Regions from separate parts of the Homo sapiens genome. Here regions 2, 3 and 4 are each linked to region 1. Evidence: read pairs that join two places in POLR2A ChIA-PET (ENCODE). Cell type or tissue: MCF 10A. All regions are shown on one strand. Links, peaks and the distances in the headings refer to the core of each region. The heading gives the core; the rest is flanking DNA. Region 1 overlaps JUN (Jun proto-oncogene, AP-1 transcription factor subunit). Region 2 overlaps FGGY (FGGY carbohydrate kinase domain containing). Region 3 overlaps FGGY (FGGY carbohydrate kinase domain containing). Region 4 overlaps LOC112268263 (a long non-coding RNA gene).

What was found. Peaks named below come from ENCODE experiments on the same cell type or tissue, not always from the same donor. Only the 100,000 strongest peaks of a DNase experiment are listed, where the experiment ranks them.
Region 2: POLR2A ChIA-PET joins it to region 1 with 15 read pairs; 5 of 35 experiments call an interaction of 5 or more read pairs at or near these places.
Region 3: POLR2A ChIA-PET joins it to region 1 with 11 read pairs; 11 of 35 experiments call an interaction of 5 or more read pairs at or near these places.
Region 4: POLR2A ChIA-PET joins it to region 1 with 19 read pairs; 11 of 35 experiments call an interaction of 5 or more read pairs at or near these places.

What each region holds. Positions count from the first base shown.
Region 1 is chr1:58,774,184-58,781,966 of GRCh38, forward strand. JUN (Jun proto-oncogene, AP-1 transcription factor subunit) reads right to left here. Exons shown (of 1, transcript NM_002228.4): 1 at 6,608-7,783. Among named protein-coding and RNA genes, the nearest start is that of JUN, 6.0 kb to the right of the region's middle. RefSeq lists an enhancer at 1-21 and a silencer at 7,661-7,783. In MCF 10A, for the core only: a CTCF peak has its summit at 7,767; a DNase peak (open chromatin) is centred at 5,858.
Region 2 is chr1:59,672,193-59,677,192 of GRCh38, forward strand. FGGY (FGGY carbohydrate kinase domain containing) reads left to right here. Exons shown (of 16, transcript NM_018291.5): 14 at 1,847-1,941. Among named protein-coding and RNA genes, the nearest start is that of MIR4711, 59 kb to the right of the region's middle. RefSeq lists an enhancer at 1,321-1,848. In MCF 10A, for the core only: no CTCF peak of the experiment used is centred there; DNase peaks (open chromatin) are centred at 849, 1,239, 1,879 and 2,579.
Region 3 is chr1:59,696,436-59,701,435 of GRCh38, forward strand. The region is part of intron 14 of FGGY (FGGY carbohydrate kinase domain containing); the gene reads left to right. Among named protein-coding and RNA genes, the nearest start is that of MIR4711, 34 kb to the right of the region's middle. In MCF 10A, for the core only: a CTCF peak has its summit at 3,000 (motif pointing left); a DNase peak (open chromatin) is centred at 2,996.
Region 4 is chr1:58,724,083-58,732,382 of GRCh38, forward strand. All of the region lies in intron 5 of LOC112268263 (a long non-coding RNA gene), which reads left to right. Among named protein-coding and RNA genes, the nearest start is that of MYSM1, 28 kb to the left of the region's middle. RefSeq lists a silencer at 2,757-2,806 and an enhancer at 2,768-3,967. In MCF 10A, for the core only: no CTCF peak of the experiment used is centred there; a DNase peak (open chromatin) is centred at 3,509.

The sequences.
Region 1 (7,783 bases), core at 2,784-7,783:
TCTAGTGTCTTTCTAGCTCTGAAGTTTGGCAAGATAGTTTTTTTCTCTAAATCTCAGTTCCTCATATACAAAATGAAATAACAGTGCCTGTGTGGCAGAGAAGTTGCAGAGTTCAATGAGATAGAAATTTACATGGCAGTACTATTCAAGAGCAAGGTCCTGTGTGGACAAAGCCAGTTCTTTGGAGTCAGGAAGAGTTGGATTCAGCTTGAGCTTCTACAAGTCACTTATTTCCTAAAGTTGAACAAGACCTGATGCTCCATTTCCCCTTAACACCAACCCTGGAAGTCCTAACACAATGCCTGCTACATAGGAGACATGTAGCAAATGGTATCTATTATAAATATTATATACGTGTCGGTTTTTATTATGCTTGTAGCAAGCATTATTGGTTCCTACCAGAGGATATCGTTCCTACTGTTGGTTCCTACTAGAGTTAGAATATACTAGGTAATGCTATAAGAACAAGCAACCCTCAAATTCAGTGCCTTAAAGCAACAAATTCTTGGGGGATTTTGCTCATGCTAAATGGTCACTGTGGGTATGCTGGTGGTCAGGAGTTGTGGGAGAGGAGAGTGGACTCTGTCCACATCACTATCGTTTAAGGACACAGGCTGATGGACATTGCATTCCTGTGTGTCCACAGTTGCCAAGGCAAAGAAAAGGGAAGATGTTGAATCTTGTAGTTGCTCTCAAGGCGTCCTATCTTGGTGTGATATGTCACCATTGTTTGCATTTCATTGGCTGATGCAAGTCAGAAGTCCTCTCGCTTAAGTTCAAGGAGGTAGGAGATGGCAAAGTACAAGCAATCATGGTGGGTTCATTTCCTAGTCATGAATGATTTTGAGTCTAGGAATATGACCTGCTCCTGTCCAATGGGACAAAAGGGCAAGTCTACTGGGGTGGAGGTGGGGAGCCGCTAGGAAAGTTTCTCTTGTTAATAAAAACAGAAAGATGATAGTAAACATTCCTGCATTGCTGGTGACTATTGTGTTGACTTATGATGCCGGAAATGCTGCAGGTATCTTGAGTGCTCACAAGAAACTTCCTTGACACACTGAGAATGGTGAAATGAAAAGATAGGAGGCACCTGAACCCGTGATTATGTCATTAAGCCACTACATTAGCCACTCGTGGACTTGTTTCATAGCTGGTCTTCTGGTTTACGTTGCATGTTCTGTTGCTGGCCCCTGCACACATCTTAACTGGTAGAATGGTCAATAATAGAACAATTCAGATGCCTGCCCATTTTTCTCCAGGATAACATAATATCAGGAAAAGTTTCCCCCTTCAAGCATGAACCTAAGATCAATCAATACACCCTGGAAGAGATTAGTCATCAGCCCAAGGTGATGAATGTACAATCCTCAGGATATTTGGGAAATATTCAAATTCTGTCCAGGGGACCAGTGAGTACCTACAACCTAAGAAGGCAATAACTGTATTGGTCATCTGGTAACACAATTGTTTGAAGCAATAATGAGGCAATCATCAAACAATGTTTTTTAGTGATGTACATGAAAGAAGTTTGTATAGCAAGAAACTCTCAGGGCTTCTCAGCACAGAAGTGTTCGTTCTCTCCAGAGAGGGGGAGTTTGCAGAGAGGCAAGGAGAGTTCATTAGACATTGCTGCGGCATGGACAAAATATCCCAGGAGACTATCTGATTACCTTTGCTCAGATGCTGTGCACATCAAAGAACCTTCTGATAACTAATTCAGTCCTCAGGGTCCTTGATGTAGACGTAGGGGTGTGCACTGAGTAAGAGACCCAAGGTCACCAGGATTTCTGTTTCTTGGAACAATATAGGTGAAAAATATGGTTCTTGATGCCTGGGGACCAAATTGTGCCCCACCAGTTACTGGAGCCATGGCCTCAACAAAAGCACTTAAAACTCACTGGGAGCCTCAGCTTCTGCTCCCATGAAACATGACTACTATCAATGGGCATCCCGAGAACAGTGGTGAAAATAACATGAGACAGAAGAGGCAAAAGAGCTTTGGAAACTACAAGAGTATGGATGGGTGAGTACAAATGTCATTGCTCATCACTCTTTCTTTTGCTTAGTATGCTCCAGGGATTCAGGCCTTCTCATAACTACTAGGGTGCACCAGAGTCTTTCCCAGGCTCTCCTTCATGCTGATTCTTCACCTGGGATGTCTCACTCCTATTCATCTGCTCTTCACATGGGGAACTCTTAGTCTAAGATTTCTCAGCTCAAGTAGTTCTCCAGAAATACTTTGTTGCCAACCCAATTTAGATCTTCTCTTTATTAGTGCCCAGTTCTTTTTCTTCATTGCACTTTAATCATATATTTATTTGTGTGTTTCTTTTCCTTCCTCCCTCCCTCCCTCCCTCTCTTTCTCTCTCTCTTTCTTTCTTTCTTCACGGAATCTCTCTCTGTCGCCCAGGCTGGAGTGCAGTGGCGCCATCTCAGCTCACTGCAACTTCCGCCTCCTGGGTTCAAGTGATTCTCCTGCCTCAGCCTCCTGGGTAGCTGGGATTACAGGCACCCACCACCATGCCCAGCGAATTTTTGTATTTTCAGCAGAGAGACAGGGTTTCACCATGTTGGCCAGGCTGGTCTCGAACTACTGACCTGAAGTAATATGCCTGCCTTAGCCTCCCAAAGTGCTGGGATTACAGGTGTGAGCCACCATGCCTGGCCTTGTGTGTTTATTTACTGTTCCTTTTAGCTAGATGAGAAACTCCATGAGGGAAGGCATCCTGTTGCTTTCACTCTTCTGTGTTCCTGGTTTCTGGCACAAAATAGGATTTCAATATTACTTGTGGTAGAAAATGAGTGCTATGGGAATGTAAAATGTTATTATCAGTTCCCTCAACATAATTTGTTTATACATCAAAGAGTTTATAAAGTTTGGGTCAACTAGCCTCATTGAGCTTAATCAATTCTAGGTGACCAGATAAAGTCAGGTTTGGTCTTGCAGCAGTGAAGACCAGTTCTGTGCTATAACCCTGGAAGGCCTGGCCTACACGGGTGCAGGTCTGTTTCATTCACATCTGTTTATTTGAGCTTCCTGACTCTGAACAGGTGGGCTCTAGACCATTTTGTGAGAAGATTTTCTTTCAGGTATCAAATGGACCCAATGGAGAGGAAAATGTAAGCATGGAGCAGGTAGCATAAGAGGAAAGCAAACCTCCTGGTATCCCTCTTTAGGCCTAACTCATCAGAAAGTTACATAAGAAGAAAGGTGGCATGATGTAGCCTGGACCAAGCCATCTTCTTCCCATTTGTCCCCCAACTGTAAGACTACTTTAAATACCACAGGCATTCTAAATAAAACTGAAAACCTATCTTTGGTATTTCACCCCTTACCTAGCTTCTTCTTCACCAATCCATCCTCCAAACTGTTGCCAGCATGAATCATTCTTAAGCTGAGGGTATTATGTCCCCACTCTGTTTCAAATTCACCTGCTTTCTCCGTCACCTATAGGATAACATGGAATGGATATTAAATCTCAACCCAAGCCTTCAACTTCCCTGCCTCTTCTCCCTTCAGTTTTCTTCTCGTATCTTTCTTCCGAGCTTCTCTAAGCAGCCTTCAGGTCCCTAAACACAAGACGTTTTCTCATACTTCTCTGCCTTTGCATGCACGTTTCTTTCCAATCTTTTCTGCCTGGTAAGGCCCACTGGATCAGCTCAAATGTCACCTCTCCCATAAAGCATTTTCTAATAATGTCTCCTTCTGCTCCCATCTGGCACCTTTTTCTTATAGCATATATCTTGTGCCTTTAGAATAGTTTCTATTTCATCTCCACATTCCACTCTACCAGAATGTGAGTTCCTTGAGAATAGGGATTATATTTTGCTCATCATTGAATCCCCACAGACAAGCAGAGGGCCTCAAAGAGACTCAGGACCAGAGGAATGCCCTGCTTTATGATGTTCAAAAGTCCAAAACCAAACAACTCAAGTTAGGTTCCAGAGTTAGGAAAGAATAGTTTTACATTCTGGGGCCATCCCAGCTGCTAACCCTCTTCCCCTCTTCTATGAGATCCTACTTGACCACCATAGAGGTGGGTGGAGGAGGCAAGGGACAATCAAACCAGAAGTCATGGCCTCTTTCCTTGGTTCATGAATGCACTTCTCTAGTAATGAAATGACATGGAGGAATAGATGGATTAGCATGATTCCTGTCTCAGCAAGCAAACATTGGGTACTAACTTCTGGACCCCTGAAATATGTCTAATTTTACTAACAGAAAGTCCCCTCTCTCATTACCAATAAAGCTGGTTGTTTTAAATGAAGACACATCTGGAACTGTTTTTGTGCCTGCCCAAGGACACACATAGGCTCCATTTCCACCTTCAAAACTAATGTTTCAGGCAGACCCATTTAATGTAAGAAGATGCTCACCTGCATTAGTGGAGGCAGGAAGGGACACTGTGTGTGGCTGGATGTATGAATGTGCTAACAGCTTAATTCTTTTAAGAACACTCACTAAGTACTGGGCTTTAGAACTTGAGGGTTGGCCAGGTTGACTTTGAGGGTTGATCCATCACGAGTTATGCACCTGGAAATGAATGAAGTATATTTACTAGAAGAAACTAAGACTTGGAATTATGTTGGAGGAGGGTTTGAGCTCACTTGTTCGTTCAGTCATCAAACATTTATTTTATGAACATCTACTATATGCCAGGCGCTACATTAAAAGTTTGGGAGTCCATTGATGAAGAAGATAGGGTTCTGACCAGGAGACACAGAGGTTCATAATACATTTTTGTATGTGCTATCATAGGATTTTTGATAAAATGTTATCATGCTCATTAGGGAATTATTCATTCCTTTTGAAGATGGAGTTACTAAGGGAAGCTTTACAGAGAAGGTGTCACTTACGCCAAGACTTGAAGAATGGGTAGGATTTATCAGTTGAACTAGAAGGAAAGGTATTCCAGGCAAATACATGCAAGCAGAAACATGAAGGGGTGAAAGAGCATGGGATTTAGATCCATACAATGATATGTTTCTGATAGTGGGCATGTAGCTGGTCAGTTCATGGTTTATTAACCCTTTTTTTTGAGTCATGGAACTCTGGGAGGGTCGAATAAAAGCAAAAATTTCTCTCCTCAGAAGAGTGTGTACAGACACACAAACACAACTTTCTGGGCATTTTCACTGAGTTCATGAACCCTCTGTCTTGATAGACAGAGAGGGTTAAATGTCCTTGATTGAATTATTTTATATATGTAACATATATATATGTGTAAAAAAAATTAAGAGGATTAATGACGATGTGTCACCAGCTTCATCTTCTCCAACTATTAGTGTTACCTTAATTCAAAGATTAACTCATTGAAGGCCCATAATAAGCTTAACCATTAAGTGTTTATAAGCAGTTAATCTTTTGTCTCCAAAATTTACCAGAGATCATGGGTTAATTTCCTCTACCACAATTACTTTTTTCTACCCCTTTTGGTTAGAATGGTTAGAATTTCAAGAATATACATTTAGAATGTTAATTGAAACAATCAAGCATGGGGATAGGCCTGAGTTTCAGACTTTTTTTTTTTTTAACACTGAAATCTAAAGCAAACTGGGGAGTGGTGTGGCTTTTCTGTGCTGTACTGTTGTCTGGGCTTAGTCTACCTTTGCAGGTAATTAATTCCCCAGCCTGCTTATTTTTTCTAGTTGGCTCTTGTTTAGCTTCCACAGAGCCCCACCCCAAAATGCTTTATTGTCCCTCTGCTATTTCTACATATGGTCAAAATCATCTCACCTTCCGGGTTGCTGACATCGGCAAATTCAGTTTGGCAAACTGGGCTCTGCTCCCAGTAACCCTTTGTTCAAGAAGTGTTATTACAAAGGATCCGAAGCTAACAAGCCTGTCCAATCTCTTCCACTCCTAGATATACTCCTAAGGAGAAACTCTTTGTGTATTTGGATTTACAGCCACAGGCAGGATATTAGCACTCCCAGACCTACTGGGTACTAGAACACTGCTAATGAGCAAACAGCCCTGACTCAATTAGTGGTTTGTGAAATATTCCTGGATATCAAATTGCTTTTGCTGCCTGATAATCACACTGGCTCTTGGTATGAAAAGCAACCAAGCAAAAAATTGTTCCCTTGTTAAGCACTGCCTTGTTGATCTCCTAAGTTATATCTGTAGGTAGAATTCAAGTTTCCCATTTCCCCAGAGCTGAGGTTTGATTTACGCATGTAATCATTGAGTTAGTACTAGTTCATGTTTTCTCTTGTGAATCTTTTCCATAGTATTAGATTACTATCTTTTGAGACTTATTCTATATTTAAACAAGGTTGATTATTTTAGAAACAAATTAAGAAATAAGCTACAGACAGACCCAAAATGCTAAACTGTTAGTTTCCATAGGCATAGGGGTTTATTTGGGGGTGAGGTAGTAGAGAGAGAGATAGAGATGGAGAAAGAGGGAAAGAATTAATGAAATTGGGAGACTGTTTCATTCAGATCACAACTTCTAGTTTGACTCTTCCTAAATTCTTTGCTTCTTAATTTTCAAATCACTTCAGATTGCAGCAATGTTAACCTCAGCAACTAAAAATAAAAACTTCAGTATATAACTTGGGAAGAAAAAAGTAGTAAAGGGAAGCAATTCAAGATCTGTTATTGGTATTTGAATACATTTATTGTGACAAGAATGCTGTTATAAATATTCATAAGCAAAGGCCATCTTTTTATCTAGGAATTGTCAAAGAGAAGATTCCAAATTGGAAGGATACATCTTTTGTAAAATCTGCCACCAATTCCTGCTTTGAGAATAAGCACCTATTGTAAAATTTCTACTAACATTATAAATGGTCACAGCACATGCCACTTGATACAATCCAAACTTTGAAATGTTTGACTTCTCAGTGGGCTGTCCCTCTCCACTGCAACCCCCCTTCCTCCAGCCTCCTGAAACATCGCACTATCCTTTGGTAAGCAATTCCATATAGATAGCTGGGGGAGGAGGAGTATAACCTGACCATAGCATCAGGTACATCAGGTACATTTATTTCTAAAGTCTAATAGAGAACAGTTTTTACTGCTTAATAGTAAGAAGCACTGAGAGTGATTTTAATCGACATTCTTAACTCTTTCAACTCCACCTAGATAGCTAGTATCTACAGATGATGCAGAAAAGAGGTTAGGGGAGTACTTTCCAATAGTTTATTGTATTTTCTTAAATATCCTTTCTGGAATTTTCAGAAACAAAACATAAAAAAATTATATACTTTATTACAAATGGTAAACTCAGAGTGCTCCAAATCTCTTATTTACAAACAACACTGGGCAGGATACCCAAACAAACAAACAAGAAATAACTTACAAAGGCATGAAGCTGTTTATTGACAGTAATCAGCTTTCATCAAATTAAAAAATATATATATGTACATACACAGTTAACGAAGGCAGGCCAGAAAGAGTTCATCTGTAGGCTCAGCCTCGCTCTCACAAACCTCCCTCCTGCCGCCCCTCCCCAACCCTCCCCCCGCTTTGTGTTCTTAAGGAGTACTACAGAAGCAATCTACAGTCTCTATTGCAGTTTGTAACCCCCTCCCCCTCCCCCCTTTAATACTGAATGAGATCGAATGTTAGGTCCATGCAGTTCTTGGTCAATGTTAACGAAAAGTCCAACGTTCCGTTCGCGCGGGGACAGCCCGTCCGCAAAGCGGGGCAGCCCGCAGGCGGCCGCTCCCTGGCTCCACGCCAAGGGAGGGCGCGCCAAGTCCTTCCCACTCGTGCACACTGGGGGCGCCGTCAGGACGCAACCCAGTCCAACTTGGATACCCTTGGCTTTAG
Region 2 (5,000 bases), core at 1-5,000, 900 kb after region 1:
CCTCTGGATGGTTGATGGGAACCTTTATTGTCCCTTCCCCACTTATCCAGTTTTTAGTCCAGGTCTAGTACATGCATAGAGGCTTCACTTGCCATCTACCTGAATTCTAACAGTAGCAGCCATCATTTCTCCAGGGCTTACTGTAGGCCAGGAAATATGCTAAGCACCAAGTGTGTGCCCTCTCATTAAGCCTCACAACACACCTGTGTGGTACATCTTATCATCATCCCCATTTTACATTTGGGATGATCCCCATTTGCATTTGGGAACCAAGGCTTAAAGAGTGTAAGTGACTTACTGGACACAGAGCTAGTGGAACCAGGAAATAAACTCAGGTCTGAGCTTCTCCCAGCATTCCCACCCCACCTGACACCATGTTGGCAATGTCTTAAGTCCTGGCCCAGTTGAGAGCTGGTATTCCTAAATTCTCTGGGGTGTCTGTGGGAATTTACTCCCCTGCCCTTTTTCTCTGGGTAGCTGGAGGAAAGAATTGAGTGGGGAAGTAATGGGATGTAGAGAGAGTGTCTTCTCAGACAAGATAGGAAAAGAAATCTAGGCTTTGGGAAAATAACTCTTATGGCTTGAGTAGAAGACAGTTTTTACACCACAAGTTTACCTCTGTAAAGTTTGCTGCCATCTCCCGATTAGCAGACTAATCTATACATTATAGACCTAAGAATCCTAAATTATTTCTGTTAATCTTAAACCTACCATGAACCCTCAACCTCTGGGCATTGGCATATGGAGGGCTCCTCCCTGCCTGGTGGACTCCTGCTCACCCTTCAGATGCCTGTTTAAGCCTCATCTCCACCGTAATCTGTGATGACCGCTACCCCAGAAATGTAAGTGACTCATCATTCAGTCACTTACCATGTGCTAGATACTGGTCTAAATGCCAGGGATTCCGCAGTAGTCAAAACAGAGTCCCTACCCTCAAGTAGCTTAAGTTTTTGGAGGGGAGACAGACATTAAACAAGATAAGTAAGTAAAATACAATGTTGGAAGGTGGGATGAAGCAGTTAAGGGGGTAAGGAGTGTTGAGGGAAGTTGTAATTTTAAATCTGATGGCCAGGGAAAGCTCAGTAGGAAGGTGATGTTTGCGGAAACACTTGAAGGATGGGCCGGCAATTAGCATGTGGGCATCTAGGAGGAAGTGTTCCAGACAGGGAACAGCATGGGTAAGGGCCCCGAGGCACACTCAGGAAGCAGCAAGGAGGCCAGGACTACGTGGCTGGAAGGAGAAGAGGAGGATATCAGAGAGGGAGAAGTGGGGCCAGATCTGGGAGGGAGAGCCCCTTGTCAGCCACTGTAAGGGCTGTGGCATGCACCCTGAGAGAGGGGAGAAGCCCCTGGAGGGATGAATCACACCCTCTCTTGCTATCTCCTTTCCCTTAGCACATCTCAGTTAGAGAACCAACCCCCTCCGTAGCCTTCATCTCTCTCATCCATTTCCCTCTGAAACCTGAATAGCAGGGCACAGTCCGATTCATCTCAGTATTCCCTCGGCCAGCAGAGCGCTTAATAAACATCAGTGGATCTGAACTTGAATCAAATGGCAGGTAGCAGCTTGCAGAAGCCTGAAAAACCTGGGCACTGAGGTCTCGTGAGTTGATATATATGGTGTTGGTTCCCTTGGGCTCTTGGCTACTGCACCAGCAGGCACAGGCAGTGAAATCTTTTAGAACCAAATAATCCCAAGGAATAAAGAAGGGAGGACTGCAGGGAGTCGGGCGGGGGGCCTGCTGCTGCCCTGATGTCAGGTGTTTTTGCCACTGCGGCTGCTTGTTGGCTCCTCACACTCCCCTGGCTCTGCTCCCTAACCAAGGTGTGGCCTTGTCCTGCGCAGGCATGCCTGTGGTCCTGTCGCAAGAGGTGGAGTCCGTTCTTGTGGGTGCTGCTGTTCTGGGTGCCTGTGCCTCAGGGGATTTCGCTTCTGTACAGGTATGTGAAGACCAGGGGGTGGGCTGTGGCTCCTCCCCTGTCTGAGGCCATCCTTCCTCTTGACAGCAGCTCGCATTTTACAAAATACACACAGGATATAATTAAGAAATGATAGGTTCCAGCCAGGGAAAGCACAAACACTTCTAGCCTCAGACATATTTATTGCAGTTTTCATTTGACTTGGCCTCGGTTCGTGTTGGTCGTTCTGTTTTTCAGTTGTTTTTTTTCTTTCTTCTTTAAAATACCTTTTAAATTATTCCTTTTAAATTTCCCCTTGACCACTTTTCTTTGAGCACATGAAACAGGTAAGGCTCAAAACTTCAGTGTTTCATGTGTATTTCAGATTTTTATTTGCTTATGTCAACCTCACCATTTTCTAAATACCTTGAAGGCCTCTATCAACAAGAGACACAAATGAAACTGTCAGTATGAAATAAAAAAGGAATTAAAAGGGAAAATAAGGAACAAAGATATAGGAAGAAGGAAACAATTTGGTGGCTGTGATTAAACACATAATTTGGCTCAGAGCTTCCTGGCAGGCAAGACAAAAAAGAACACATGATAAATTGCATAATTCTTACTTTCAAAAAGAGGAAACATACTAGTTTCTGGTGAGAGGGAAAACTTTTCCTCCCACCAAATTGCGAAAGACCTTGCACACATGGGGCTTTGTGGAGAGGTTTTGAGTGCTAAAATAATACAAGGTAAACAATGAATGTGGTATGGAAGCTAAGAGCATACAGGCTCTGGCATTAGACCACCTGGGCTCAAATCCTAGCTTGATTACCTACCAGCTCTTGTGGCCTAAACAGTCTTCTCTGTACTTCCACTCCTTTATCTGTAATAGTAATTGACAGCGCATCGTGAGTTCTGTGTGTCAAGCATGCTCATTTAGTCCCTGCAATAGCTCTATTATCCCCATTTTATAGTTGAGGAACCTGAGGCATAAAGAAGTTAAATAACTTGGCCTAAATGAAACAGCTAGTAAATGCCAGAATCAAGAAGTCTGGCTCCCACTTCTCAACTGAACGTTCAAGAGATATTTGTTCAGCAAAGCAGCAGAGTCCAAATGACTTGCCCATGGTCTCAAGCTTAGGACTACAAGCCAGGTATCTAGTAGCTCAGTAATTAGAGCTTTGTTTATTGTGAACCTCTTATGTTCCAGACACTATGCTAGGTGCTTTTTGTATAATCTTCCTAATACCTATAACAATGCTTCATGAGCCACAGAGATTGGGCCATAGAGATCCAAAATTTAAGGGTACACTATTGGGAACAGACAGATGTAAAAGTGTGATGCTGTTTGTACTGCATTTTGGAAAATGTGGTACACTACACACTATCCAAGCCTCTGAAACTAATGACTGTGAAATCTCCCTCACAAGGAATTAAATCCACTCATGAATTCTTGTGGATTCTGAGTGAGTCTTTAAACAAAGGTGGTATAGTTCAGTTCTCGACTTTTTCTGGATAGTCTCGTCCTTTCTCAAAAATAGCACATGGAGATATTTGTTGTTGAAATATCAATGAATTGTCAATTATTATTTTAGTGTATCAGCTGACGGAGATGTTCTCACAATTAAATATCTTGCCCTTCCTGCGGCAAATTATAATAGTTAAAACAGGGGGGATGCTTACTAAGGTTCTGCAGAGGTTACCCTGTGTTGTGAACTGAATATTTGTATTCCTGCAAAATTTGCCCTGACCCTCAATGTGATGGTATATGGAGGTGGGTCTTTGGGAGCTAATTAGGGTTAGATGAAATCATGAGGGCAGGAGCCTAGTCTGATGGGTTATGATGGTCTGATGGGCCCTTATACAAAGACACCAGAGAGCTGGCTTGTTCTCTCTGCCATGTGAGGACACAGCAAGAAGTCCATTTCTATAGGCCAAAAGAGGGCTCCCACGAGACCCTGACATTGCTGGCACCCTGATCTCAGACTTTGAGCCTCCAGAACTGTGAGAACATAGATTTCTGTTGTTTACCCAGTCTATGGCATTTTGTTATAGTAGCCTGAGATAAGACACCTCATTTAATCTTGACAGTCATCCTGCTTGCAGGATGCGTGTTTTTATCCTTCTGTGATAGGAAGCCAAGCTTCAGAGATGTTTTAAGTAATTTGTCCAAGGCTACACAGAAAGGGCAGAAGCAGAATTGAAATGAAGGTCTCTCTGGGTCTATATCTTATCCTGTCATTCTTTTTCTAATTTGTTCGATTTGTTTTTTCTTTAAAAATATTTTCTGGCTTCTTAAGTGTTCAGTGGTGTATTTTCTGAAAAGAAATGCCATAGGTCACAAATCAGGAGATAGTCTGTAGCTCAAACAGAGAATAGCCTTTCAAGATGAGGCTGCTATACTAGATACATCATACCATGACTCATGGCTTCATTGATATCTTATTCAAAACTGGGATCTCCAGCTCCAAAGGAATTCCACTCACATCTTCCCCTAATGGGAAACTGAGCTTAATTCCACACTGACATCTTGACTACATGAGATTTGCTGTTAGTCTTCTGTAACAGAATCTAAGATATAGTAGATCAGATTTGGAACTGATGACTTGAGTAGCAGCTGCAAGGCTCACAGCATTGTAAAGACAAGCTCATGTCTCCTATTCAACCCAAGGATGTGTGTGCCTGTCCTGATCGTTTTCAGGAGACACAATCTAGTAAAGGGAGCCACCAGCTGAGAGAGTCCTGAGGTCTTATCTGTCATCACTTACCTGACAGACTCCCCATAGTCTGGAGCTCTGTGCTTGCTTTACTGTCCTCAGACGATGTCACTTGTTCTCTCTGGGTGCTTGTTTTATTTGTCTGTTTTATGTATTTTTTTTAATGTTTAAATAAGAATTGCCACCCATATGGGACTATCGAGATAAAGAGCCTTTGAAAGTTCCAGTGACCTCTCAGGTGTAATCAATATCATTAGAATGATAAAATATTTGGAACTGCTTTGGAAATGAAAATGCATGTAGACTTGGCGTCATTTGCTCCCCTCCAAAGAAGAGGGGCCAACCTTTGTGCCCCAGGTCTGAGGACCAGCTTCAGATTCTGGCAAG
Region 3 (5,000 bases), core at 1-5,000, 920 kb after region 1:
TGAAGATAGGACCTGAATTACTAAAATGTGTGAAATAGTACGATAATATGTATAAAAGTGCCTCATGCATAAAAGGCCCCAGTAAATGCTTTCTTCCTCCCTGATTCACATGGTGAGCAAGTGGCGGGGGCCCAGGACTAAACCTCATAGCATCAGACTCCCAGTCCAGTGCTCCTTCCAAGAGGCCTTTCAATTGTTTTCTTTCTGTCTACCTACCTCACACTGTGTCCTTCATCTCTCTGTCTAGCCCCCAGGAAAAGTGCAGCAAGTGCAGGTATTTCTGAAATGACGAGTGGCTCGCAAAAAGGATCTGATGAGTGTTAATAGTAAGCAATGTGTACCTAAGAGTGTAGACACTATTAGCATTTGGAAAAATAGGAATCTGAACTGAGAACTGGAAGGGCCCTTAGAGATCATCCCACACAAACCCTCTTTTTACAGATGAGGAAGTTGAGACCCAGAAACGGGAAGTGCTTTGTGCATGGCCAGAGAGCTCGTTGCTGATCAAACCAGGACAAGCATCCATATGAAACACGCAAATGTAAAATTACATGAAAAAAAAAAACCCTTTACCTCCAGATGTACTGCTTTCCAGAAAAGTGGCGAGGAAATACCACAAAAATACCTTTACTTCAAAAAATTTGAAAATGTTGAAGGTCATGCTTCATATTGTGCCAGGCAAGAGAACATTGTACATAATTGTAAATCACCATTGGAGGAGGTGGTCCTGGTTGTATTCTTTTGTTTGTTTGTAATACACATAACATAAAATTTATCATCTTAACCATTTTTAAGTGTACGGTTTGGTGGTATTAAGTTCATTCACATTATTGTGCAACCATCACCACCATCCATCTCCGGAACTCTTTTCATCTTGCAAAACTGAAACTTTACCCGTTAAACAATAACTCTGCATTGCCCCCTCCCCCAACCCCTAGCAACCACCATTCTACTTTCTGTCTCTGTGAATTTAACTACTCTTTAGATACCTCATATAAGTGGAATCATACAGCATTTGTCTTTTGTTGACTGGCTAATTGCATTTAGCATAATGTTCTCAAGGTTTATCCATGCTGTAGCACGTATCAGAATTTCCTTCCTTCTTGGTTGTATTCTTAATGCAACATAGCTTGTTCTCTGTGATCTGCTGATTATAACCATCGTCGCTGTGAAGACTTTGGCGTGCTTAACATTTTTGTGACTTCTTTCCAGTGGGGGAAATAGATAGCTCAGTTGTGGACGATAGCAGCAATGGGAAGCAGTATTTGAGAAGAAATCAGACTCTCTTCTTCCAGTCTTTTGCAAGTAGGTGACACAAGAGGTAAACAGAATTGCATGCTGTGCCCCTCCACATCACCCCCTATTTTCTTTGTTTCTTCTGCCCAAGGCTTCAGTCAATCAGAGAAGCAATGAGAGTTGAAGATTTTAAAAGTGGGTTTTCAAATAAGACAAGCTTGGGTTCCAGTCCTACCTCTGAAACTTACTAAATATGTGATCTTGGGTAACGTGATTGAACTCTCTGAGCCTCAGTTCTGTAATCTGTACATAGAGATAATAATACTTTTATCAAAAAAGCATGTCTTTTTTTTCCTTCTGATTGATGAGATGCTTTCTGTATTTTTTCTGGATTTAAACATAGTTTCCAAAGTTAAAATATTAATAGTACTTTTCCCTGTCCCATTGGGTTGTTTAGAAATGTAATGTGATATATGACATTTTGGCCTCTCTGAGATGTCTTGTTCCAGCCCAAAGATTATTAGGGAACCTCATGTCATTTGAAAGGGGAGAAAGATAATTTATTGATAAGGTTCTGCATGTCATATGTATCATTTTTTTCTCATCAAAAACACTGAGTAGAACTCTATTATGATACTTGGTCCTTTACTTCATACTTTTCTATCTTCCCAGCTAGTCAGAACCATGCCCACCCCGCAGTTCCCACCCCTTGGTCAGTACCTAGCATTATGCCCAGAAAAACTACAGATGCTTCTTCACACTCCCCTCCAACCCCCACACCCCCATTACCAAAGTGTTTCTATAATGCTCTGGGAATCAGCATCTCAATTCCCCCATGGCCTCATGGTTAAACATACCATTCATTCGACCTCTCAACTGTGACAAAGAAGGAAGCCTGGGTGTAGAAACTGATTTCAGCTCCCCTCTGAAGTTGGGCGTCTCTCTTTGCTGACCACTTGGGAATTTTTTTTTCTTGCTTCTGACCCACCTCTCCCCTTTCTTTTGATAAACAGGACAGCTGTCCCCAAAGGGATGAATCCATTACCTTTCACCAGAGTTGAGTTCGTTTTCCATTTCATCTTTCTGCTTAAAGAGAAAGCCCTTTAAAAGCGCAGCGCATACATTGAGTGCGTGTACTTAATTTTTAATATGTGTGTGCCCACAGCCAAGAGAACAGAGAACCTTAAATAATAATGAAACTGAATTGTACATGTCGTATGTTTTATGTGGCACTGATTCCTAAATATGCTCCTAGCAGCCAGGTATTATTTAATACATCCCCATTAATCAAGCTGCCAAATCTAAATGAAAACCATGTTTAAATATGTTTAATAAGATTATAGCTTTTGGTTGAATATCAAACTAACATAGCTACATTTTTCCTTCCAGCCAGCTCTCATTTACTGTCTTACATTTTTACTCTGAAAGCTTTTGTACTATCAAACCAATCTTGATTATAAAACAAATTATACCACAAACTTTTAGTATCGTGAGCTTCAGCTGAGTCCCTCAGTGTAAATGTTAGGAGAAAGAACAGTTCTGAGATTTTTTTTCTGGCTAAAAAATGATATTTTTCTTCTTCTTGGGGTGAGCCTTTGAGTTTAAAAGGAAATTAAAAATTCAATTAGAGATACTAAATTGTTTGTAGCTTCTGTATTAAATGATGTCTGCCTTTTGCATAGTTATTGAAAGTGTTTCATATTAAATGTACTTTTTCTTTTTGACGGTTCAGGCTTCTGTTAGTTTTGCAATAGTGACACCTAGGGGCTGTAGAGAACATTGCATGGGCTGCTAAAATCTCAAAAACAACCCCTCTGCTCTTTTGCCATGGATAGAAAAAGTATTTGTGGGTCATTGGGGCTGATGGAGAAAGAAGGCAAATGGTACCCTGGGCGAGGTAGGTTTCCAGTTCTATTTACCAGGCTTCCAATATGCAAACAAAAAAAGGAGGTAAATAAAAAGAGGTTTTTATAAAAATAAAGAACTAGCTGAACTTGGAGTAACATACAGTATTCTAGCAGATTTTTAAAGTTATTGATAAAACAACATCATATTTATTAACATGTTTAATTCTCGTTCTTATTTGCAACAGTTTGCCTGCTGTTCTTGCCTTTGTAACAGGCATGTCCCGCGTTGATTGCAGAGAAGTGATGACTGTATGTGGTGCTTTGACTTGTTCTGTGCGAATGTCTCGCTTCTCACATCTCTAATTCTTCTATTTGCCTTGTTCAATATTCTATATCCATATTCACCCTTATAAAGTTGTCATTGAGACTTTTAGCCTATTTGTTCTCTCCACTGATATCATTATTTCTTCTAGCTTCTCAGAGCCCTTACATTTTCTCCATGTTTATATGGCTTGAAGCTTTTAAATTCTTGATCAAAGCAATCATAAATGTGTCTGTTACAAACACATTAAAATTCTTCGATTATATAAAAACTGACAAACAAGTCTTATAAAACTGTTTTTGTACTACATTAAGTTCAAAATAGGTGGCACATGTTTAACTTTGTACACTGTAGGAATTCTAAGAATCATTTCAAAAAGAAAAAGCAAATACAGTGCACAGCAATGCATATAATTCTTATAGATGAGTATTATCTATCTGTCATATCTCTCTGTAAATAATGATGGTGACAATGATGATAGGCAAAGTTTATTGATGTTTTTTATATGCCAAGCACTGTTCTAACCACTTTGCATGAATTAACTCAGTCACCATGGGACAGGAACTGTTATTATCCCAATTTTTACCCACATTCACAGAATGCTTCTGTGTTCCAACAAGGAAACTTCAACAAAGTAGTGCATGAGCTTATCACAGGTCGTGTGCAATAAGAGTTTATGTTATTAGTTTTTCCTTGAACTGCTTGGGAGTCAGTGTCACTTTTCTTAGCCCCATTAGCCTGCCCTCCCTTTGGAGTGTGCACGTCTCCTTTACTGTCTGATACCTGTCTGCTTTCCTCACTGAGTGCCTCTAGCTTTGTCTAGCAACACCTGCCCTCATAGAACTTACATTCAGTTGGGAAGATCCTAAGAAACAGCAATCACAACAAGTAATATTGATTTCAGGTAACAAGAAATGTTACAAAAGAAAGCAAAGTGATATCAGGGAGCAAAAATGGAATGACAGACTGGGTGTGAAGGGCTGGCTTTGTGAGCAGGAGAGAGGCCCTCCTGAGGAAGGGATGTTCGTGGTGAGTCCCAAATGACAGAAAGGACAGCAAGTGCAAAGGCCCTGGAGTGGGAATGAATTGAACATGTGTGAAGGAAAGCAAAAAAAGCAGGGAGGCTGGAATGTGTTGAGTAAGGAGAATACTGTGGGGCTCCTCTCTCTTTCCTTTCTCTGCTGCCAACACTTGTGTTTTCTGTCTCAGACTCTAGTTTCACTGAATTCAAAGAAATGGTTTGGAATTGCAAAATCCTGAGATGTCATCCACTGGGAGTGCTGGGGATAGGGGGACACGTGCAAGAGAATTGGCCTAAGAAAGGTTATACCCTGAGTATCTTCCATATATACCCATAGCCCCACACATTTTTATCTTGCAAAGTCAGTTAAGATGAACATAAGGCAGAAGTGGAATCCCAGCACAGTTCATCCTCAGTGCTCCACAGCACGGAACAGACCTTGGATATCGTACTTCACACAAGTTTGGTGACTCTTTTTTTATGTCTGCCTCTCCACTAGACTGGAAATTGACTGAGGACAGAGCTTATGTCATAATCATTCTTCAGTCATTTTTCTTTCTTGCATTCATTTTAT
Region 4 (8,300 bases), core at 1,379-6,378, 52 kb before region 1:
TCCTGAACAGCAAGAATAATTGGAAGTAGCACAGCGGTAACTGAAAGAAATAATAAAGGCCCAACAGAATTCAATAGAGCAGATGCACATTGTCGGCTTCAGGCTGACCAAGGAAATCAGAAGTTGTGTTTGAGTTTTGTACAGGTTATGATGGCAGTCTATGGGGCTTTGTTTACCAACTTGGCTTTGGTGGAAAGTTTTTGTCTTACTCTTTGTAATGTGCTTAATATAAGCCATTCATCGAAAGTGTCAAGAGAAACCAGCAAACTTACTAACCATGACTCTAATTCTTTTAGGTCATTTGTAAATTTGAGGAAATTAAACACATTATTAGCAATATGGGCAAGAATTGCTTATAAGCAAGGGCATAGGGCAAGTTAGGAATCGGCTTAACACTCGACCATTTACTTTGCTGTATGTCAGAGCTGGAAGCTTGGGGGTCTCCCTGAGGTGCCAGTCTCAATACTCCCCACTGGTTCTGAACCAGTTGAGTCAAAGAGAAGATAAACACACCAGATTTAGACTGACAAAAGTAGCCTCACCCTGAAGCAAAATTGGCTTCTTCATACTTAGCTACCTAGACACAGCTGGGCAAGCAGCCCTCCCCCAAGAAACAACCACCTGCCTCACAGAGCAGAAGGAAGAGAAAGCTCACAGGTCACAAAATGGGAAGGAAGGGTGGGCCATGTGGGAGCACCAGTTTGAATACCTTAACCCCAGCCGATATGGGATTGTAGACTAATGGAGGCTAAACTATTGTGAAACCATCCATCACTAATTAGTTAGCAAGAGGCAGGAGGACCAAAAATTTTATTCTAGCAGAATGCCCTGGCTTTCTACTGCTGCTTTACAAACCATTCCTAAACCAGTGGTTACCTAGACAGAGTACAATTTTCTCTCACAGTTCTGTTTAGCTGGGTGGTTCTCACTCAGGGTCTTTCATACAATTATAGTCAGAGATGGTGGCTGGCTCTGGAGTTTTCTGAATACTTCTTCACTTGTGCCTGGTATGTGGGCTGGGATGGCTGGTGTGCCAGGGCATCTCTTCTCCCATTGGCCTCCCTACTTTTCTAGCTTGGGCTTCTTCACAGCATGAAAGACTTAGACTAATCAGATTTTTTTTTTTTATGTGGCAGCTGACTTCCCCCATAGCTAATTTTTCTAGAGGCCCAGATGAAAGCTACAAGGTTTCTTACAAGCTGGCTTTGTAAGTCCCAGAACATGATTTCTATTACATTCTGTTGGTCAAGCAAGTCACTAACATTAGCTCAGACTCAAGGGGTGGAGAATTAGACTCCACTAGTCAGTGACAGGAATAGTAAAAAAATTACAGCCATGTTTAATTTACTTTACAGAAATGCCTTCATGAAAACATAAGGACAGGGGATAGCAGCTAACAATGCTTGAAATACTATATGTCAGGGACACATTGCATTATCATGTTCACTCTCACAAGAGCCCACAAGGTGAAGTGTCATTTTCCCCATTTTACAGGTGAGGAATCTGAGGCCCAGAGGTTAAGTTACTTGCTGGTCAATAGGTGGTAGAGAAAAACAAAAAACAAAAACACTGTTATGTCTGATTCCAAAGCCTTTATTATTTCTGCTATACCACACTATTATTCATCTATTATAAATCTCTCATTACACAGAAGAGAAAATTGCACCCCCTTAAATGCTTTTGAACTAGCAGACTTGGAAAACAGTAACTTTTATGACAGTTTCACTGGTTAAATATTTGCTCTGGTCCAATATTTCATAAGTTAATTTTGAGCAAAATCCATACTCTACGATATGGAGTTCCCTATTAGGTGGGAAAGGATGCTTTCAACCAGGACCTCATCAAGGGAGCTTTCCTGGAACCCAGAAGGAGATCCTATCACCCATCAGATTGCCAGAGGATGAAATTTCTTAGAAGCCCCTCTCACATCATGCTCCCCGGTTTTTCACTTAGAACACTATAGCACTCTTACTCCATCCTAGAATCAAATCCAAGCCCTTACATTAAATAAAACTCTTCATTAGTGCTTGTCAACTCTATAACACCCACTTGTAGTAATACACATTATACGTATCTCCTTTAAAAATCCTGAAATAGGCCAGGCGTGGTGGCTTATCCCTGCAATCCCAGCACTTTGGGAGGCTGAGGTGGGTGGATCACAAGGTCAGGAGATCGAGACCATCCTGGCCAACATGATCAAACCCCATCTCTCCTAAAAATACAAAAATTAGCTGGATGTGGTGGTGCATGCCTGTAATCCCAGATACTCAGGAGGCTGAGGCATGAGAATTGCTCAAACCCAGGAGGCAGAGGTTGCAGTGAGCCGAGATTGTGCCACTGCACTTCAGCCTGGCGACAGAGTGAGACTCCATCTCAAAAAAGAAAAGAAAAAAAAAATCCAGAAATAGAAATCATACTACTGACGCACCAAGCTCAAAGACAACCATGAAGGAAAAATCATGAAGAAGAAGCTAGAGGAGTGTATTTATAATAAAACAATATACATTTTAATAAGCAGATGCTGGAACACATCTATATTAGAAGAGATACATTACTAGTGGGTCTCAAATAATGATGAAGAACTAGTTAAAAAATTGTTTTATGATCTACTACTGTCCAATATATTTGTAAAATATAATGAAACTACTGTGGTAAAATGCAACGGCTACAGAGGTTACTCTTACTTCCTGTAGGTAACTGTCAGGGGACAGCTAACAGTTTGTAGACCTGTTTTGGTCTTGGATCCCACTTTGAGTGGCAATGCATCAGATCAATTAATGTTCACAGTAACCCTACCAGGTAGGTATTATTTGGAGTCTCCATATTATAGATGAGGAAATTGGGGCACTGAGAGATTAAATAACTTGCCTAAAGCTCAGATTCAGACTCAGGCATTTTGACACATTGCTAATGCTGGACTTCACAAACATACCTGTTACAGATACAAAGTAAGATTTGGTATCCCTGAGGTGTGCACAGTCTACTGGAAGAAACAAACAGAAAAATATTAGATTAATAATTTTGGATTTTGACAAAATGTTTGTCATCAAGTAAAAATTCAGGAGCAAGGCCATCAATCCACTGAAATCCCCCAAGACTCCAAAATCCCCCTCCAGGCAGCTTTTCAAGAATTTTCTCATTTTACCTCAATATGAATGCACAAATCTTTGAAACATCCAAATCTCCAGCTCTACCTCTGACTCTCGGTGAGCCCAAGTTTTGAAAAGGCCTGGGGTTTGGGAGAAATGATGCTAGTCATTCTCAAGTTTAGCATCTTTTTGAGAAAGAGTTGTGCCCTTTGTGAAGGAGTGTGGAGGGGATATGAGAAATTAATTGGCACATCTGTTCTCATGTCTGTTCATGAGCAGCTTGTGATCATAAACAACTCATTTAAGGGCATTGTCAGTCTCTCCCCAAGAGGTACCACCCCCATAACATTTGTGGACTGCACACTCTGGCATGTGAATCACCTTTTAGAATGAGTGACTGTTGACTCACCCTTCGGAGAGCTTCCTATTGAGCCAGTATTTGCCCTAAAGCCTTGGAAAGAGAACAAAACAACTTTTGAAGGAAATGAATACCATTCCTTTGTCAACTGTGAGACTGTCACAGCTAAAAATGGGCTTCACTTCCCGTGAACAACAGCACCCAAGTTTCTGCAGGCTGCTGAGGCTTAGACCTACCACGCTGGATAGGCAGCTTCCTGAATCTTTCCAGTAGTGCCACTCAGGGGACATTTATTGAGCACTTACTATATGCTAGGCACTATACAAAATAATTTACATATACTATTTCATTTTATTCTGAAAACAAATATAATATGAGGTAGATGTTATCATGATTTCCATTTTACAATTGATTTAAACTGAGGCACATAGTGGTTAAGAACTTGTCAAAAGTCTGAGAGCTGGAAGGTGGAAGAGCCAAAGTATTTGACTCCAAAGTGCTTGCTCACAAATACCGAGCCTTAGTGAGCATTAGACTCCAGGAAGGGGCCTCAAGAATCCAAGGGAGAGTCGGGAGCGGTGGCTCATGCCTGCAATCCCAGCACTTTGGGAGGCCGAGGCGGGCGGATCACGAGGTCAGGAGATCGAGACCATCCTGGCTAACACGGTGAAACCTCGTCTCTACTAAAAATACAAAAAATTAGCCGGGTGTGGTGGCGGGCGCCTGTAGTCCCAGCTACTCGGGAGGCTGAGGCAGGAGAATGGCCTGAACCCAGGAGGCGGAGCTTGCAGTGAGCTGAGATCCTGCCACTGCACTCCAGCCTGGGTGACACAGCGAGACTCCGTCTCAAAAAAAAAAAAAAAAAAAGAATCCAAGGGAGAATTCTCCTATATTTACTGAACAATTGCTTTGACCTCGGTCCCTACACTACGATGCACAAATATGATGCAGAGAATATGGCATCACACATGGTCCAAGGTCCTTGGACTTTCATCACCCTGTGATGGGGATTCAATGTCTCCTTACAGAGTTTGGGGAAGGAGCCACGAAATACTGTATGAAAAGCATCTCACTTAAGCCTGGTCTATGGCAGATACTCAACGTACATTATTCATCTGTCCTCTCCCACAACACTCATAAAAAACACAAGGAATGTGTAGTTGCACAAAGTAGATAGACACACATTCTATAAGCACAGTACTGAGGGAGGAAACAATGTAAAAAGTAGAGTTTTTGAGGCATACTTACAGATACCAATAGGATATTGAGCATCCACTGTGTGCCAGATATATATAAATATATATAGTGTGTGTATTATATACATAAGTATAATATATTATTAAATATGTGATAACAAATTATTATACATACTATACATGATAATATTTATTATGTATATAATACTTATTTTACATACATTTATATTATGTATCATATATACAATATTTCATATACAATAAAATATCATTATATATGTAACATATAATTTATGTACAATAAGATATTATAATGTATACTTAATATATAATATATACAATGATAGATTATTGGGTACACAATAATAGATTATTATAAATGCAATATATAACTATTACATATTACATATTATATATGATCATTATATATTATAATATATAACAGAAAACCTGTAATTATATATAACATATAATAATACATAATTATATAATATGTCATGCACTATAATATAATAATATATGATTATATAATATAAATTACATATATGTAATATATAATCAAAATTACATATTATATGTAATATATAATCAAAATTACATATTATATGTAATATATAATCAAAATTACATATTATATGTAATATATAATCTAAATTACATACTATATGTAATATATAATATGAATTACATATATTAATATATTATGCATTTCACATAAAATGATATATTAATAAATGATATAATATATAATAATATATAATATAATATTGCACATATTATATATTATACAGTATATGTACATATATGTACATATACTGTATAATGTATTGCATATAATGTGTATATATACTATATATTATATATTATATATGCGTCTGTATGTATAGTACACATATATTATATATGCGTCTGTATGTATAGTACACATATATTATATATGCGTCTGTATGTATAGTACACATATATTATATATGCGTCTGTATGTATAGTACACATATATTATATATGCGTCTGTATGTATAGTGCACATATATTATATATGCGTCTGTATGTATAGTACACATATATATGCGTCTATATGTATAGTACACATATATTATATATGCGTCTGTATGTATAGTACACATATATTATATATGCGTCTGTATGTATAGTACACATATATATGCGTCTGTATGTATAGTACACATATATTATATATGTGTCTGTATGTATAGTACACATATATTATATATGCGTCTGTATGTATAGTACACATATATGCGTCTATATGTATAGTACACATATATTATATATGCGTCTGTATGTATAGTACACATATATTATATATGCGTCTGTATGTATAGTACACATATATATGCATCTGTATGTATAGTACACATATATTATATATGCATCTGTATGTATAGTACACATATAATATATATGCGTCTGTATGTATAGTACACATATATATGCGTCTGTATGTATAGTACACATATATATGCCTATGTACGTATAGTACACATATATTATATATGCGTCTGTATGTATAGTACACATATATATGCGTCTGTATGTATAGTACACATATATATGCGTATGTATGTATAGTACACATATATTATATATGCGTATGTATGTATAGTATACATATATTATATATGCGTATGCATATATTTATATACATATATTATATATACATCTATACATATATTTGTGCATATATGTATACATATATATATATATGTATACATTTATTGGAGTCAAATACTTTGGCTCTTCCACCTTCCAGCTCTCTGAGTTTTAACAAGTTCTTAACCACTATGTGCCTCAGTTTAAATCAACTGTAAAATAGAAATATATATATTGTATATGTATACATATATTATATGTATATATAATATATAGTATATATGATAATATATTATATATGCAATATATAATATGTATATGTTATACATATTTACATATTATATGAATATATACTATATGATATATAGTATAGATACATATTATATGTGCGATATATACTATATAGTATATATACAACATGTATATTATATAGTATGTATACAATATGTTATATATGTAATTTTATACAATATATTATTACATATATGATATATAATTATGTAATATATATTTTTACATATATATGTTACAATGTATCATATATATTAACATATAATATAATGTAGTATATATTATGTTATGTATAATATAATATTACAATTGTATAATTATATAATAATTATATATCAATAATCATAATATCATTACATATCAATTATATAATCATACATATTATATATTGTATAACATATAATACAATGTTATTATAAAATATAATAATAATATATAACATATAATAAATGTTATATATGTAAGATATATTATATATTATACATTAATCCTTATACTGTACATATGTAGTGTATATGTAGTATATATGAATGATATGTTATATATTAATATTATATGTAACATATAACATTATATATTAACAGCATATAAGATTATATATTAATTTTATATATTATCATAACATATAACATATATGTAATATTACATGTTATCATGACATATATTATTATATATGGTATATTACATATAGAATAATGTGATATATAATATATGTAATAATGTATATTTTATATGAGTAATAATATATACACTATGCATAATATATTACATATATTATATAGATCATACATCATATACTACATATATTATTATATATCATATAGATTATATCACATATATTAATATATGTAATAATCTATATGATATATAACATATGAAATAATCTATTACAAATAATGTATTATATATATTAATATACTCTTTTAAAGTCTCAGCATGGGTATTATTCTTCACATGTGATACCAATGAAACTGAAACAGAGAGTTTAGGAAACTTGCCTAAGGAATGAAACCTAGTATGTCTCAAAAATTACCTTTCAGTTAAAGGGCGGTCTTGTTTATGTTGAATGTGCAATGTGGTAGCTGAATTGTATAAAAATAGGTTTGGTATTACCTTGAAGTTTGTTTCAAAACGCCTATAATTTCATGCCCTTTAGGTACATTTTTATTTTATCTAGACCTCTTGATATATAATGACAAAAGTAGAATTCAGGTATTTCTGTGTTGGTTCTGGAAAACAGGCTTGAGAGAGAAGGTGACAGCTGAGCATATCTGTGAATTCAACGGCCAAGGTGTTGACAATGGATGAAATGCATCATGAACCTGGTGTGTCAACAAGGTGGATTAGGGTACAAGCTGAAAATGTATGTTTAGTGGAAGGATGAGGGGCTCCACCCTTCCAATTGGTTTCCCACAGTCTTGCCATGAATGCCTCACTGAACTTGCCCAGTTTTGGTCAACCCCAAACTTAAAGTATGGACGCCTGCAGCACAGCAATGCCCAAGCTTAGTCAACATGTTTGACCTGGTTGAAATCCAGAAATTGAATGAAGTGAAAGTTCTGGTGCATCCAGTTATAGCTGAGATTTTAATGCCATCAGATACGTTTGCTATTCAACTCATGGCCATGTTTCTACTTGGCAGCAGTTTAAGACATTGAGCAAAGCCAAATATGAGGCTTTGTCTATTACTAGGTTGGACTGCCTGCAGAAATATGATTCACAGCCATGGAAAATGATGACTGGATTTGGTAA